Linked DNA regions of Homo sapiens: regions 1, 3 and 4 are each linked to region 2. The links are chromatin contacts, found by Hi-C or POLR2A ChIA-PET in ENCODE. All regions are on one chromosome and are shown on one strand. The core of a region is the stretch at or near the end of the contact, and the rest is flanking DNA. Distances in the headings are between cores, read along the strand shown.

What was found. A loop is a pair of places that touch in the nucleus more often than their neighbours do. ChIA-PET counts read pairs that join two places held with the same protein, here RNA polymerase II (POLR2A). Pooled maps may share reads with other maps.
Region 1: a pooled map shows a loop between it and region 2 (3-fold over the local background). The contact joins two enhancer-like sites. A Hi-C loop is called at or near these places in 1 of 50 pooled maps. POLR2A ChIA-PET finds 5 or more read pairs at or near these places in 2 of 52 experiments (CD8-positive, alpha-beta T cell and activated T-cell).
Region 3: a loop to region 2 is called in a pooled map, with 4 times the contacts of the local background. The contact joins two enhancer-like sites. A Hi-C loop is called at or near these places in 2 of 50 pooled maps. POLR2A ChIA-PET finds 5 or more read pairs at or near these places in 3 of 52 experiments (A673, CD8-positive, alpha-beta T cell and activated T-cell).
Region 4: a loop to region 2 is called in a pooled map, with 6 times the contacts of the local background. The contact joins two enhancer-like sites. A Hi-C loop is called at or near these places in 7 of 50 pooled maps. POLR2A ChIA-PET finds 5 or more read pairs at or near these places in 2 of 52 experiments (IMR-90 and T-cell).

The regions. Positions count from the first base shown.
Region 1 is chr12:116,170,436-116,174,148 of GRCh38, forward strand. All of the region lies in intron 2 of MED13L (mediator complex subunit 13L), which reads right to left. Among named protein-coding and RNA genes, the nearest start is that of MIR620, 24 kb to the left of the region's middle. Within about 2 kb of position 1,981, at least 5 of the 41 ENCODE cell types and tissues checked have a DNase peak (open chromatin) inside an H3K27ac peak, as active enhancers do; they include CD8-positive, alpha-beta T cell, where a contact is called at or near this core.
Region 2 is chr12:116,817,603-116,821,540 of GRCh38, forward strand. All of the region lies in intron 7 of RNFT2 (ring finger protein, transmembrane 2), which reads left to right. Among named protein-coding and RNA genes, the nearest start is that of HRK, 62 kb to the right of the region's middle. RefSeq lists an enhancer at 1,521-1,570 and a silencer at 1,771-2,130. Within about 2 kb of position 1,894, at least 40 of the 41 ENCODE cell types and tissues checked have a DNase peak (open chromatin) inside an H3K27ac peak, as active enhancers do; they include CD8-positive, alpha-beta T cell, where a contact is called at or near this core.
Region 3 is chr12:116,193,528-116,197,269 of GRCh38, forward strand. All of the region lies in intron 2 of MED13L (mediator complex subunit 13L), which reads right to left. Among named protein-coding and RNA genes, the nearest start is that of MIR620, 47 kb to the left of the region's middle. RefSeq lists an enhancer at 3,657-3,742 and a silencer at 3,657-3,742. Within about 2 kb of position 2,209, at least 3 of the 41 ENCODE cell types and tissues checked have a DNase peak (open chromatin) inside an H3K27ac peak, as active enhancers do.
Region 4 is chr12:116,058,607-116,062,704 of GRCh38, forward strand. The region is part of intron 4 of MED13L (mediator complex subunit 13L); the gene reads right to left. Among named protein-coding and RNA genes, the nearest start is that of MIR620, 88 kb to the right of the region's middle. Within about 2 kb of position 2,270, at least 7 of the 41 ENCODE cell types and tissues checked have a DNase peak (open chromatin) inside an H3K27ac peak, as active enhancers do.

The DNA of each region.
Region 1 (3,713 bases), core at 731-3,230, 650 kb before region 2:
CATCTTAAGAAGTAGCTGGTCAATGCAAAACTCAAATAATTGCACGAAAGCTTTCCCTTGACACAAGGGAAGTGATTCATGTATACCTGCCATTTTCTCTCATAGAACATTAAAAAGACATGTATTAAAGGGTCAAAATTTCACACAAGTAATCATTTTTACTTTTTTTTTTGTTTTTTTTTTTTTTTTAAGAGTCACTCTGTTGCCCAGGCTAGGGTACAGTGGTGCGATCTTGGCTCACTGCAACCTCCACGTCCCAGGTTCAGGTAATTCTTGGGCCTAAGCCTCCTGAGTAGCTGGGATTACAGGTGCCCGCCACCATGCCTGGCTAATTTTTGTATTTTTATTACAGATGGGGTTTCAGCATGTTAGCCAGGATGGTCTCGAACTCCTGACCTCAACTGATCCACACGCCTCAGCCTCCCAGAGTGCTGGGATTACAGGGCATGAGCTGCAGCACCTGACAAATTTTTACTCTTTCATCACAGACATTCTTAAGGAAAATCTAAGGTTTTGTCTTCTGAAGAATACAACTACCAGAGTTGTTTGCTGTTACTGCCTTGATTCGTGCTAAGGCACCACCAGCAGTTTTATCCCTAATTGCTTTTGCATCATCAGTACAAATGTCAACAAAGTTGAAAAAGGCAAATAATGTCTTCATATTTTATAAAAATAGTTTTTTTGACTTGTGGGATCTCCCGAAACGGTCGAAAAGACCCACCCCACAACCCTACTCCCTTGATGGTTGCAGACCATACTTTGAAAACTGCTGGCCTAACGTTTGTCAAGGGAGTATCAAACAAACAGAAATCTGCCCACTGGAAAGTGATGCCTGGAACAGCCACATGGCTTTTTCATCACAGAGATTTCTTTCAGCTGCAAAGATAGGGGCTCCCTACCTGGGAAGGCAATGGATTTATGCAGCCAGCTCAAAATCTTTATATGGAGTTAAATACTTCACCTACAACTTACATCTTCTTCTTATGGAATAACATGAAATAAATTTCTGCCTACAGTGGAAACTATTTTATAGGTCTCCAAAAATCCAACACTTTTTTTCCTCTCTAGGCTAAACAAATCCAGTTGCTTTAACCATTCCTCATTTACAGAATCCTCTGATTTAGCCCCATCCCAACCACCTTCCTCTTGCAATGGCTCCAGTTTTTTAAGTCCTTCTTAAAACAAAGCTTTCTAAAATGAGCACAACACTCCAGATATCTCTGATGAAGATAAAGGCAACTGAAACCATTAATTTTCCTGATCTGGGTACAATCCTTCTGTAACATAGCCTCGATACCATGTTAGCTTTATTAGTCACATACCAAAACATCCAGCTCTTTTCCACTCACAGTACTGAGAAGCCCTATTTCCCCCTTCAATATCTACCAACCAATTTTTTTAAAAACCTCAATGCAGGACTTCACATGTATTCGTATTAAATTCTGCCCAGTTTCTGACATACACAGACTAATGATAATCTTTGGGAAATTTGGGTCTACCATAAATACTCGCTGTCCCTCTCAGCTTTTTTAATCAACTTCATGAAGATTTTATAAATGACTTCTTTCTCATTATCTAAGACTTTTGTTATTGCTTCTAATCAGCAAGTATTGAATAAGATAAAACTACAGGGAGAGCCCAGTGACCTAAAACTGCAGCTCATCATTCTGGTTCAAACAACTCAATGAAGATCCACTTAGGTATATAATCCCCTAACACACACCCTATGTAACACACTCCTATTTCATATAAGTTAAAATTCTACATAACTGCTTACTTCTAATCAATGACTCTAAAAAAGAACCCAAGAGTTCTTTTATAAAATGAAAGAATCACATTTCCGGATGTAAAAAATTCAACCAGATGAGAACACTAGCATATGATTCACCCCAGCTAGCTATACTGAGAAAGGTCACGTCAAACTGCCACTGCATTGTTCCAGGTAGCCTGCTATGTCACTGCCGCAGATATTTTTTTGGCCATATATCTCAGACTATCTGAAAGGACTGCCTCTTCCAGGTTTCACTCTCTAGAAATGAGAAACTTCCTGTTTTCCGTAAATGGTTACAGAAAATGCAAGTATATTTTATACAGTTTAAGTCTCTTTCTATTCCACATTAGTTACTTCATCGGGAATGCTAACAGCATGTACCTCCAGGCAACACAGCATAGTGAAAAGTGTTGAAGGCAAAAAGTCCTACAGTTCTAGCTTCTTTGCCACTTAAAAATGAGTGACCTTACGCTTTCACTTTGCATCTGCATGACTTATCTGTCAATTTGTGGGAATCGCGACAGACTCAGAAAATTGCATATTTCATAGCATTACGGTGAAGAATAATCGAGATTATATATATGAAAATAACCTCATAACCTGGTTGGTACAAGCAAAGTCCTCAATACAGATTAGTTTCCATCCTTCCTGCCACAGTGTCTTGCAAGGAATAAGCACTCCCACACTGTAGCATTATGTTCCCTTCCAACCCATTTAAGACAAAAAAAAAAAAAAAAAACAAGTACTATTCCGTGCTATACAACAGATAAAAGTTGTCACTCCCAGTCCAGGAGCTAAGATGTGTCACAGAAGACATTACATACTGTGAAATAACAGATCAGAAAATACACCTTGCTTATTTTAGGATACAAGTGCATGGCACACTAGAACAACTCAGGAAAAAAAAAAAAAAAGTCTGCCAAATTGGTGATTCTATATCATCAATCTAAAAAAACTATCACTCATGGAAAAAAGACATAAAGTATAGGTTTAAGAATAAAATATTTTCAATCAAAAACTCCTTTCTCATGTTTAAAAAATGACATTACTACTTTAAAATAAAAACTTCAATGGCTAAATATAACTTGACCAGGTATGGCACTGTAGGTTTTCTTCAAATGAAACTATCACATGTATCAATATATATAAAACCATTACAGACAGAGACAAACTCAAGAAACTATGTTGCAGTGATCCAGAGACAAAGGTAAGGACATAGATAGGACTTACTGTATTTTAATAAGGCACAGGACTGTCTTATTTTAAGATGACAGTATATAAATCAATAAAACGGGCACTTTATAGCATAAGAAAAATGTGTTATAATGAAAAATAATTATACATTTTTGTTTTATAGTTCTATTAAACTTGTCTCCTTTCCTTGCAACAGTGGTAAAAGCATTTCAATCCGAGATGTTTAACATACTGCAATTCCTTTCCTCAACTGCCTTACAGAGCATGCATTTGCTGGATAACAAAACGAGAAATTCACATAAGTTGCCTTAATTTATAAGGAATCAGGAGCACAAAGGACTATCCACATGAAAGGTCGACTGGGTAAATATTCTCATATTACACCATAAAGGAGAAACAGAAGAATGGAAAAGCCAGGATAACCCAGTGCAAACATGTATGTTAAATCTGAGCTTTGGGAGGCCAAGGCGAGAGGACACCTTGAGGCCAGGAGTTTGAGACCAGCCTGGGCAACATAACAAGATGCCCATCCCTACAAAAAAGTAAAAATTAGCCCAGTGTGATAGCACTGTAGTCCCAACTACTTGGGAGGCTGAGGCAGGAGGACTGTTTGAATCCAAGAGTCCAAGGCTGCAATGAGCTATGATCATGCCACTGCACTCTAGTCTGGGTTACAGAGCAAGACCCTGTGTCTATCAATCAATAAAAATAAAAACTCAAAAACTTAACCCCAAATTTTCAGGCAAAA
Region 2 (3,938 bases), core at 644-3,143:
ACCAGAATGCCAAACTTGTCACTACTGTAGTACACTTAAGAATTAATAGGCTCTGAAAAGCACCACAGGGACTTCACTGTAAGTAAAGTATATGTAGCAAGGGGCTTTTGAACTTCCTAGAAAGTATGGAGTAAGACCACACTTTACACTCAAACAAACCTGAGTTTTGAGCAGCACTGCTCACCATCCTAAGCCACCAATTCTTTGCATTTACTCCAAAAATATTTCAGTGTCATATTATGACAGGCACTGCGAAGGTGTTGGGGATAAGATGATAAATGAAAGAAACAGACCAAAACAGAGTCCCTGCTCTCATTTCATTGGGGGAAATCACCATTAAACTATATCAACACGCAAATATAGAACTTCAAGTTTCAACAAGCACTAGAGACAAATAAAAACAATTCATGGAGAATTCGTTTAGGGAAACGGGAAAGGGCTTTCTCTGTGGGATGGACATTTGAGCTGAAACTTGTACTTCCTTGACATCTGACTTTGGTTTTAAAAAATATTTACCAGCCTGGGCAACACAGGGGAGACCCCCTCTCTACAAAAAAAGTCTTTAAAAAATTATCTGGGGCATGGTGGCACACACCTGTGGTCCCAGCTACTCGTGGGGCTGAGAGGGGAGGCTCGCTTGAGCCCAGGAACTCAAGGCTGCAGTGAGCTGAGATCGCACCACTGCACTCCAGCCTGGGTGACAGTGAGGCCCTATCTCAAAAAAAAAAAAAAAATCCGCTTTTTCGTCTGCAAACCTGGGCTGGTAATATCCCTCCCAGCTTTGCCCTTAGTAACAGGCCCTGGCTCAGTGCCTGGTTCAGCACTGCCGTTCAGTAAATGTCATGTCCCTTCCTTCCTGTCGTTCCTGGCTGTGTATGTTGCTGGAGGTCTTCTGAGGAGTGGTGTGAGTGAGCAGTCTCTAAGCGATGGGAGAAATCTGCTGCTGGCAAGTGAGTTGTGAAGCCTCTAATAGGCTCTCACTGGACCCTCTTCAACTGGGTTTGATGGCGACCCTGTCGGAGAGAGAAGGGAGGGTGTATCGTCCACTGTCAACATTCGGAAGCCTTCCTCTTTTTCTGGGGAAGGTGGTGTCGAGTAATTGAAAGGCTCTGCTGTAGAGTCAAGTCACCTGGGTACAAGTCCCAGTTCTGCAGCAAGTAACTTGACCTCTCCGAGCCTTGTGTTCTCATCTGTAAAATGGTCCGTATAATTCCTCTACAGTGGTCTGTCATGTGGAACAGGACCCAGCATTGCGGGGGCACGCCGCAAGTGGGACCGTTACCACTGTTTACACCAGAGCAAGGAGGAACTGGGGTAAAGGTGCAGAGGTTTGGGGTACAGGTAAGGAGAAGAAAAAGGCTGTCAAAGGGCTCATTCACATCATGGAGGTCCGGGTTCCTGCGCCACCCTTCCCTACGTGGGTAATCTGGGGCAGATTCCTTTATCCCTCTGATCCCGTTTCTTCGTCTGTAAGACACAGCTCCACAACTTCCTTCACTCAGTGGCTGTGAAATCCTGCAGGCAAGCCGCGTCGCATGGCCCCTGACTTCAAGTTTAGGGGAGCTGATGAGGTCACTCCCTGCTGGACAAGGGGTCTTCGGGGTGAAATGTCCAAATAAGAGAGCGGGGAGTGGACGCGCAAAGATGCGTCAAAAGGATGGAAAAGGCAGCTTTGCCCTTCGCAAACTGAGATCTCCTTTGTCCGCGAAGGGCTAAGAGCCTCAGGCTCGGGGGCCTGGTACCGGCGCGGGACGCCCGGAGGCCAGACCCGGAGCCGGCGGCGCGCAGAGCGGGGCGGCCCGGGGCGCGGGGCTGTGACCTCATCGGCCGGCGCCGTCCCGCGGGGCCATGAGATCATGAGATGCCGGCGCTCGCCGAGGAGTCGATTTGTTGGGAGCGCGGGGACAGCCGGCCGCCCGACGCGGTGATCTCATCCGGGCCCGGGGGAGGAGGAGGCAGGCGGCCGGGCCAGCCCGCGCCGCCAGGAGGGGGATTAATGGCTGCCGCCGGGTGGTGACGTCACCGGCAGCACCCGTTGCCAGGCAACGCGCGGCCACCAGCCCCGCCCCGCTGGCCCCGCCTCCTACCTGCTGCGCTTCTTTCCATCCTGGCTCGCCCTTCTCTTGCCTTTTTTCCTTTTTCTTTTGTATTGAGGCATAACTTACATACTGTGGAGTGCCCTAATTATAAAGCTCAGTGGATTTTTACAAACATATGTAATCACTCAGATCAAAGTATCAACAAAGCTGTCCGACAGAAATATAAGAGTAGTCACACAGACGATTTTAAATGTTCTAGTAGTCACGTTAAACAACTAGAAAGGAACAGGTGACTTTAATTTTAATACTATATTTTATTTAGCCTAATGTGTCCAAAATATTATTTCAACATGTAATCAACATAAAATTTTTAATGAGATATTTTACCTTTTGTTGTTTTTCTAAGACTTTGAAATTCCTTGTTTCTTTTGCTTTTAAGGGATATTGTTTGTTTGTTTGTTTGTTTTTAAAGACAGTCTTACTGTGTCTCCCAGGCTGGAGTGTAGAAGTACGATCATGCTTACTGCAGCCTCGACTTCCCTGGGCTCAGGTCATCCTCCTGCCTCAGCCTCCCGAGTAGCTGGGTCTACAGGCGTGCGCCATCATGCCTGGCTAGTTTTTGTAGAGACAGGATTTCATTATGTTTCCCAGTCTGGTCTCGAATTCCTGGTCTCAAGGGGTCCTCCTGCCTCGGCCTCCCGTAGTTCTGGGTTTATAGGTGTGAGCCACCATGCCCAGCTATCCCTGTGTATTTTAGACTTTCAGTACATCTCAATTCAGAATAGCCACATTTCAAGTGCTCCATAGCGACATGTGACCAGTGGTTACTGGATTGGCTGTGGTGGATATGGAACATTTCCGGCATCTGGAAAGTTCCTGTGTCCTCACTTCCCCCACCAGGGGTACCCATTATTCTGAATTTTATCATCCTTCAGTTATCCTTCCCTCTCTACCCCCATAGCTTGTATCTTTTCTTTCTCTTTCTCCCACATCTTACTTTATCTCCTAAGGTCTCCTAGGGTCTCCCTTTCTCTGTTTCTCAGAGTGGCACAAAGCCACTCTGGAAAATCAGGCTGGATTTAAATCCCGGCTCCACCACTGTCTAGCAACTTCGAACAACATACCCTGCCTCTTTGAGCCTCTCTCTCCTCACCAGTTAACAGGGGCAAATAATTTCAGTGTCCATCTCCTGGGATTGTCAGAGTCTGGGGACAGCCTGCAGGTACTAAGTGTTCAACCGAGAAACTCATCACTAAACTAGAAGCCAGCCCTAGTCCTTCTCTCTTTCCTCTTGTAATCCTCTCACTTGCTGGGTCTCCCACTCTGTTCTTCCCTCCCCTGCCTCTGTGTTTGAGCTTTCTCATCTAAGAAATGGGAACGCGTCATAACTACCTACAAGAGGAGCAATTGGTGTGCCGTTCCTGGCCCCTGGTAAGCGCTTAATACGGGGGTTACTCTTCCCCTGTTGCCTTCTCACCTGGACTCTGCCTCCTGGGTGTTCTTTCTCTTCTGGCCTCTAACTCTGCCATTTCTCTCTTCCTTTCTTCTGCCCCCAGCCCCATTTCCCCCTCCTGTTTCTATCCACTTCCCTCCTTCCTTCCTGTGCTCTTCTCTAGCCTTGCTTCTATCCCCAGTCCTGCCCCGTCACACTTGTTTCTCCCACCCCTCCTGGCCGGGCGCTGCTGTGAAGTCAGTGGTCCAGCCCCGATCCCACCCCCAGCACTGGAGGAGACCCAGCACGGGCCTCAGCTCATTAGCCCAGCCCTTCAAGCCTCCAGGTCGGTGCTGGGTCTGCAGGACTCTGCCAGCTGTGGTCCCCACAACCCCACCATCCTAACAGGCCCGCAGGCCACCTTCCCAGGACAACATGTCTTTGTTTTCAGTTCCTTGTCCTGGCCG
Region 3 (3,742 bases), core at 959-3,458, 620 kb before region 2:
ATTTCCAAAAAAATTCTCAAGTAGTTTATCTAAATGCATTGTCAAATCTGGTCAAGATGAAGATTTAGTGTAAAGTAGAAATCTCTCAGAAAAAAAAAACTCCTAATAATCACTAATACCTCGCTATTTTTGTTTAAAAAAAAAGGTAAGAATTTCTAATTACTAATAATCAGAGTCCCCAAAATCAAAGGAAAAAGCACAAAGAAATGAAAACCACATATCTGCTTCTCTAGAGAAAGGAAATCATCATGGGAATAGTAGGAGTCACAATCAAGAATCACATCCAGTCCAAAGAATGTAACTCACAAGTAAACCGATCACTGTACATCAGTCTCCTAAGAAATACCTTTATGAATGAACTCAATGAGAAGCTAGTCAAAGATTAAAGCTGATCAAAGTAGTTAGCAAAAAGACATTAACAAAGTTCAATTTCACTATTAAAAAGCTCCAATTAACTTTCCAGCCTTTCAGCAATTTACAAAACTTTACCAGAACCTAAATAAGTTTACTCAATCAGAATATTTCCTATCTCCAATTTTTAAAGATGTAGATGTAAATGACAAAAGAAGAGAAGATGACGGAAGGGTATTTAAAAAAACAAAAAACAAAAAAATAACCCTGTCTATACCCACACCCCTACTTCTTTTTTTCTTTTGAGACAGAGTTTCGCTCTTTTTGTCCAACCTGGAGTGCAATGGTGCAACCTCGGCTCGTCGCAACCTCCACCTCCTGGGTTTAAGCGATTCTCCTGCCTCAGCCTCCTGAGTAGCTGGGATTACAGACTTGCACCACCACGCCCAGCTAATTTTGTATTTTTAGTAGAGACAGGGTTTCTCCATGTTGGTCAGGCTGGTCTCAAACTCCCGACCTCAGGTGAGCCACCCACCTCCGCCTCCCAAAGTGCTGGGATTACAGGCATGAGCCACCACTCCCAGCCACCCCTACTTCTTTTTAAGTACAGGGTATTTCCTAATCATAGTAAAAATCATTCAGGACTACTTCATCTACAAATCCTCAATCCATCTGATCAAATTCACCTTAACCACATTCAAAAGCATCACGAAAATATTAAGCCCACAATGCTAAATAAACTTTGGCTGAACTGCATAAAGAGAAATATTTATATGTTCTAGAGAATATGAAAAGATTCACAAGATTGTTTAAAAAATCAAAAGCTTGTTAAAAATAAAATATGACTGAAATATAATAAGCTAGAAATAATTTTTTTAATTTACTGGAACTTCCAATCAAGATGGCATCATAAATTGCTTTGAAAACCCACCCTGTTTCAAATACAAAGCAACAACAGGCAAAATCCTGGAGAAGACATTTTAAAGACCTACCTAACTAAAAAAGACCAGCATCACCATGAAACAGAAATATGTAACAGAGAGTGGGCAGAAGGTATAGGGCTGCTAGGCTCTGGTTTCAGAAGGAACCAGTGAAGGCCTAGGTTTCAGATCCTATAGAAACAGGAATAAAAGTGGCCCACCTAAGATAAGGGACTGAGGCCGAAATTGGGCTGAAAACAAACTGCTACTAACAGCTGCCTGGGGGTAAGTAAGCTGTGTGGACTTTCAGGAAGTATGTCTTCTCAGAAACTGAGTGCCTAGGAAAGTGAGAATACTAGGGCTTCAGCCACACTATCCCACTGCCTGGCCAACTGGAACAAAGATGCAGGTGTATCTACCATCAGTGGGAGACAAGTGCCCTCTGCTGCCAATCTAAGACCTTGGTGGGGGTGGGGGCAACAGGGAGAAGCAGTTAAGAATACGTGCAAAACCACTAGAAGGGACTGTGGGGAGTGGGGGGACTTCCCAGTCAAAGCTGTACCATGACATAAAGAAAACGAATAAAAACACAGCAACTGAAATACAAAATCCCTTCAAACAAAATAGAAACAGAAAAGCCTGAAAATAGTATGCTTAAAATTTTTTTCTTTTTTTGAGATAGAGTCTGGCTCTGTCACCCAGGCTAGGGTAGCACAATCTCGGCTCACTGCAACCTCCGCCTCCCAGGTTCAAAGCGATTCTCCTGCCTCAGCTTCCCAAGTAGCTGAGATTACAGGTGTGCGCTACCACACCAGCTAATTTTTGTATTTTCAGTAGAGACAGGATTTTGCCATGTTGGCCAGGCTGGTCTTGAACTCCTGACCTCAAGCGATCCACCCACCTCAGCCTCCCAAAGTGCTGGGATTACAGGCGTGAGCCACTCTTTTACTCTTTATAAAAGAGTAAAATTTCTTTTATAAAGGGAAAAAAAATCACAACAAGCAGAAGTGAAACAAGGCTAGGTGGAAATGAAAAAGAATTTAAAAGCTAAAGAATGAATATTTTAACTCAAAGTAAGTTTTAAATAATTTTAAAATAAGCAATGGAAATGAAAAACTGAGTAAGAGATAAAATGTAAACAGTAAAAATTGAAAAGGAGTTAATAAACTAGAGAATAATAATGAAGAATTTAACTAGAAAGTTGCAGAGGCAAAGAAGTTTTAAAGATATATTATGGAGGCCAGAAAACAAGGTTCAATGATATATTTAACAGCAGTTTCAGAACAAGCAAAGAGGCAATGAGAAAAGAAAAAATTACACTGAATCATATATTATCCAGATCAACAACATAACAAAGAAAATTATAACCTAATGGATAATCTAACTTTCAAGTAGCAAGAAAAAAAATTACTGGTTGAACTCATCTAGCTTAATTTTTAAATTATATTTTTTACTGTTGACCTCACTTTAGAGGGCCAAATTGTGTACAGAATACATGCTACCCAAGAACACCACAGAGGTCCTCTGGGTGTTTCCACAGAGCAAAATTGAAAACAGGGCCAATAAGTAAGGTGCAATTAACAAAAAAAAAAAAAGTCTGACTGGCCCAGTCTTCGGCTTCGGCTGCAACTTAATAGTCCTTTAAATTCAGTTTCTAACACCCAGAGAAATGACACATGAGATAAGAGTGCTTTCTTTCCAAAACGGTGGCAATAAAACTTGTGATTGGGGTAGAAGAGTACTAGAATAGTAGATTACAGAATTGAGTAACAGGATTTCTTGTTAACTAAAACCAAATATACAATCAAAAAGCAAACCTACTGCCATCAACACAATTTATTCAATCAGAAGTATCTTTTAACCTTTCTCTCCAAATTTAAAATAAATAGAAAAGTAATAATGCTGATAATTTAGGCTGCATTTATATTATAAAATTTTAACTCTCTTTTTGGTGGTCCAGCTGTGTCTACATAGCTTAAGAATCTGATGGTTTTATCTAAACTAGTTAAGACATACAGCTGGTTAAAGTTTTGTGTATTTTAGGGGCACTATCAGATTAATAAAAGTGCATTAATTTTAGCATTAGACAGACATGTCTTCAAAATTTGAAGGCATTTATATCTAGTTATATACTTAGTAATTCTTTTTGATGGGAATACATATCAATGGGAATCTTTCAAAGATATATAGTAGTTTGAACAGTAACCATATTAAGTCTGAAAACACAAACAATAAGACAGAACATCAGTTCAGTGTCTCTCTCTCAAGACAAAGCATACTCTTTGCTGGTGATAAACAGCACACTCACTTTACTTTAGTCTAAGCCTCCACCCACATAATCCTTAAAATTATATTAAGCTCCGGTGGATGAAAATACAGCAGCAGTCCTGCAGCCTAACTGCAAAGATGAAACCGTGTACTCGGCTGAAGGGCTGGTCTCCCTAACTAGCACGGTTCAGTCAGCATCTATC
Region 4 (4,098 bases), core at 1,020-3,519, 760 kb before region 2:
TGAAGATCATCAAAAGATGCAATAAGAGACCTTTCTTGCAGAGATAAGTTGCTAATCTTAATAAGTGTTCCCAGAAAGAGAATACCAGTCAATGGGGAAAGCTGAATTAAAAATAGTCTAGCCAACTGTAAAACAACAACAGCATAGTAGAGTAGACGGTGGTTTATGGACTTCTATATTTAGCATTACATTATCATATTCTCCAACCCCACTCAAGTAGTATTCTAAAACATTAGTGTTTCATGCCTTTTTGCAGACTGACTCACGACTATATATGTAAAATATGAATATGTTAATTAGAGGTCAAAATATGGTACAAGTATATGTACACTTTACTAATAAAGCAATAAGATACTGTGCTTAAGAAAAACACATAAAAAAAGGTTTCCATTTATACATTGATATGTAATAGATTTAATGGAATGAAAGTTTACATCTGTACATCAAGTCTGCTTAAACACATTTTTCTTTTTTTTGTTAAGACAGGGTCTCGCTCTGTCACCCAGGATGGCGTGCAGTCACGCGATCATGGCTCACTGCAGCCTCAACTTCCCAGACTCAAGCAATCCTCCCACCTGAGCCTCCCAAGTGGTTGGGACTACAGGCATGTGCCAACCCACCCAGCTAATTGTTTGTAGAGATGGGGTCTCATTGTGTTGCTCAGGCTGGTCTTGAACTCCTGGGCTCAAGCCATCCTCCTGCCTAGGCCTCCCAAAGTTTTGAGATTACAGGCATGAGCCACCATGCCTGGCCTGCTTAAACAAGCTTGATTTCACTGTCAATAACCCTCCAGTAAAAAATTATACCGTACTTTTTTTTTTTTTTTTGGTGAGGAGTTTCCCTCTTACCACCTTGGCAGGAGTGCAGTGGGTGTGATCTTGGCTCACTGCAACCTCCGCCTCCCGGGTTCAAGCAATTCTCCTGAGTCAGTCTCCCAAGTAGCTGGGATTACAGACGCCCGCCACCATGCCCAGCTAATTTTTGTGTTTTTAATAGAGACGGGGTTTCACCAGGCTGGCCAGGCTGGTCTCGAACTCCTGACCTCAGGTGATCCGCCTGCCTCAGCCTCCTGAAGTGTTGGGATTACAGGTGTGAGCCACCACACCCACCCTACATAATTCTTTTACACTGTAAAAGTATTTTATGCTTTTAAATATATTTTTAAATACATATGCTTTTAGATAAATTATTAAATTTAATTAATATTTGAAGAATGATGGAAAAGAAAAATGGATTAAGAGTAAAAAACATAAAGGAGGCACGGAGAAAAAGGCTTTAAATTATTATTTAAATCTGATGTATACACTATTACTTTTTACATAATACAAACTGAAATATACAAGAAACAAAACAAATCACTGTGATATAGAACCCCTTAAAGAAAACGCTTGGAAAATCTTTGTCTTTTCTACACTGCAGGGCAAAAAAACCCTCTAATACTAGAGGTGCAGTATGCAGTTTCACTGCTGGACTGTGTACACTGTGAGAGGAATGCAAACTAAGCGCAAGATTGCTCCTGGAGGGATCACAAAACACTGCCCAGGACACTCTCATCATTCTGTGGGCCTGGAGCATTCTCTGGATCATTAAAACTGTCTCAAGTAGTTGCCACTCTATTCGAATTAGACACATTTCTAATAAGCCTCAAATTAAAAAAAAAAAGTTAATTTTGAAAAATTCACAAAAACAGGCCGGGCGTGGTAACTCACGCCGGTAATACTATCACTTTGGGAGGCTGAGGCAGGCAGATCACTTGAGGTCAGGAGTTTGAGACCAGCCTGGGCAACACGGTAAAACCCCGTCTCTATTAACATACAAAAAATTAGCCGGGCACTGTGGCGGGTGCCTGTAGTCCCAGCTACTCGGGAGGCTGAGGCAGGAATATTGCTTGAACCCAGGAGGTGGAGGTTGTAGTGAGCCGAGATCATGCCACTGAACTCTCCAGCCTGGGCGACAGAGCAAGACTCCAAGGGAAAAAAAAAAAAAAAACTAAAAATTTGCAAAAGACAATATAAAGACAATGATTCTGTACACTTTTTTCACATTACAATTAACTGAAAGTACTACTTTGGGTTAAAAACAGTATTAAAAATTGGAGAAATATTTTAAGGTCTCAGATGTTAAGAGCAACAGTATGTATGCCAATTGTTAGACTGTATTGTGGAAGGAAATTTTAGGTTCAACTATTATCTTAAGCACACACACACACGAGATACTTGCTTTACGGAGCTTTGACTTTTGCTAAATTAATTCACTAAAGATAAATGGAAGTGAAAGCAATGAGATGAGAAGGAAGTTATGACACATACATGGCATCATCTTTAAAATGAGAAACTGAAAGCTCAAGATGATGGCATGTGGGCATATGTGTCTTCTTTTATTTTCTATCTCCTGCCTTCTTCTCCTCCCATCTCTGAGACTCCACTCATGCCAATAAACAAGCTGATCATTAAGTTAAATGCTTCTATATGAGGTCTCAGGAAACTAACTTAGTAAGACTATAGATTACTTTTCTCATCTTTAACTGAGAACATTCTAAGTTATTTTAAAGCAACTGGGTGGGTAGAGGACAAGATTTAACTTTCTTTTTTAAGTCATGAGACTCGTTTATTTTCACAGCTAAACATTAACTGTTTTTTTTAATTCCATATTATAAAATTGTTGTATTTAAATCCAGATGCATTTTTATTTTTAAATATAGAGTAGTTACAAATAATATGTATCTTTTATTTTTAAGGTATACAATAAATTCTCAATTTCTCAACACTAGGAAAGGCAATGTCAGAGGGTTATACAATTAGGCAGAACTGAGTTTACATCTTACCTATTATAAGCTGCCTTAAGTCAATTAACTTCTCGGTATTTCAGTTTTCAATGCTACAAAGTAAGATAATAATGCCTACCTCATAGATATATAAACATAAAATAAGATAAAATAAGTGATAACCTTCAGGACATGATAGTTACTAAAATTAAGTACAGTCTCCACCACAAATCAGAATGAAATCATCCCTTCATCAATGCGCATCCCAAATTACCTAATGTGAGTTTGGGAATAGATTTTAAATTTTACAGTTCAAATAAGCATGTTACAAAACATATCAGAAAGGAAAATTCAAGGCCAGGCGTAGTGGCTCACGCCTGTAATCTCAGCACTTTGGGAGGCCGAGGCAGGCTGATCATGAGGTCAGGAGATCGAGACCATCCTGGCTAACACAGTGAAACCACATCTCTACTTAAAAATACAAAAAATTAGCCAGGCATGGTGGCGGGCACCTGTAGTCCCAGCTACTCAGGAGGCTGAGGCAGGAGAATGGCGTGAACCCGGGAGGCAGAGCTTGCAGTGAGCCGAGATCACACCGCTGCACTCCAGCCTGGGAGACAGAGCAAGACTCCACATCGAAAAAAAAAAAAAAAAAAGGAAGGAAAATTCTATCCGAAATCCAAATTATGAACTATTACAGTCACATGCTAACATTAATACCTTGAATCAATTCTCTTCTATTGATTTTCTTTTTTCTGGGTATGGTGGTGCATGCCTGTAGTGCAGTTTTTTGTTTTTTTGAGATGGGATTTTGCTCTGACACCCAGGCTGGAGTGCAGTGGAGCAATCTCAGCTCACTGCAACCTCCACCTCCCAGGCTCAAGTGATCCTTCCACCTCAACCTACAGAGTAGCTGGGACCATAGGCATGAATCACCAAGACCAGCTAATATTTTGTATTTTTGGTAGAGACAGTGTTTCACCATGTTGGCCAGGCTTGTCTCGAACACCTGAGCTCAAGCAATCTGCCCACCTCAACCTCCCTCTATTGGTTTTCTATTGAACAATATTACCTTCATAGGAAATGAATAGAATAGTGTCTCTCTCTCTCTCTCTGTGTTTTTTTTTTTTTTTTTTGAGATGGAGACTCACTCTGTTGCCAGGCTGGTGTGCAGTGGCGCGATCTTGGCTCACTGCAACCTCCACCTCCCGGGTTCAAGTGATTCTCCTGTCTCATCCTCCTGAGTAGCTGGCACTATAGGCATGCGCCACCACACCAAGCTAATTTTTGTATTTTTAGTAGAGACAGGGTTTCCCCATATTGGCCAGGATGGT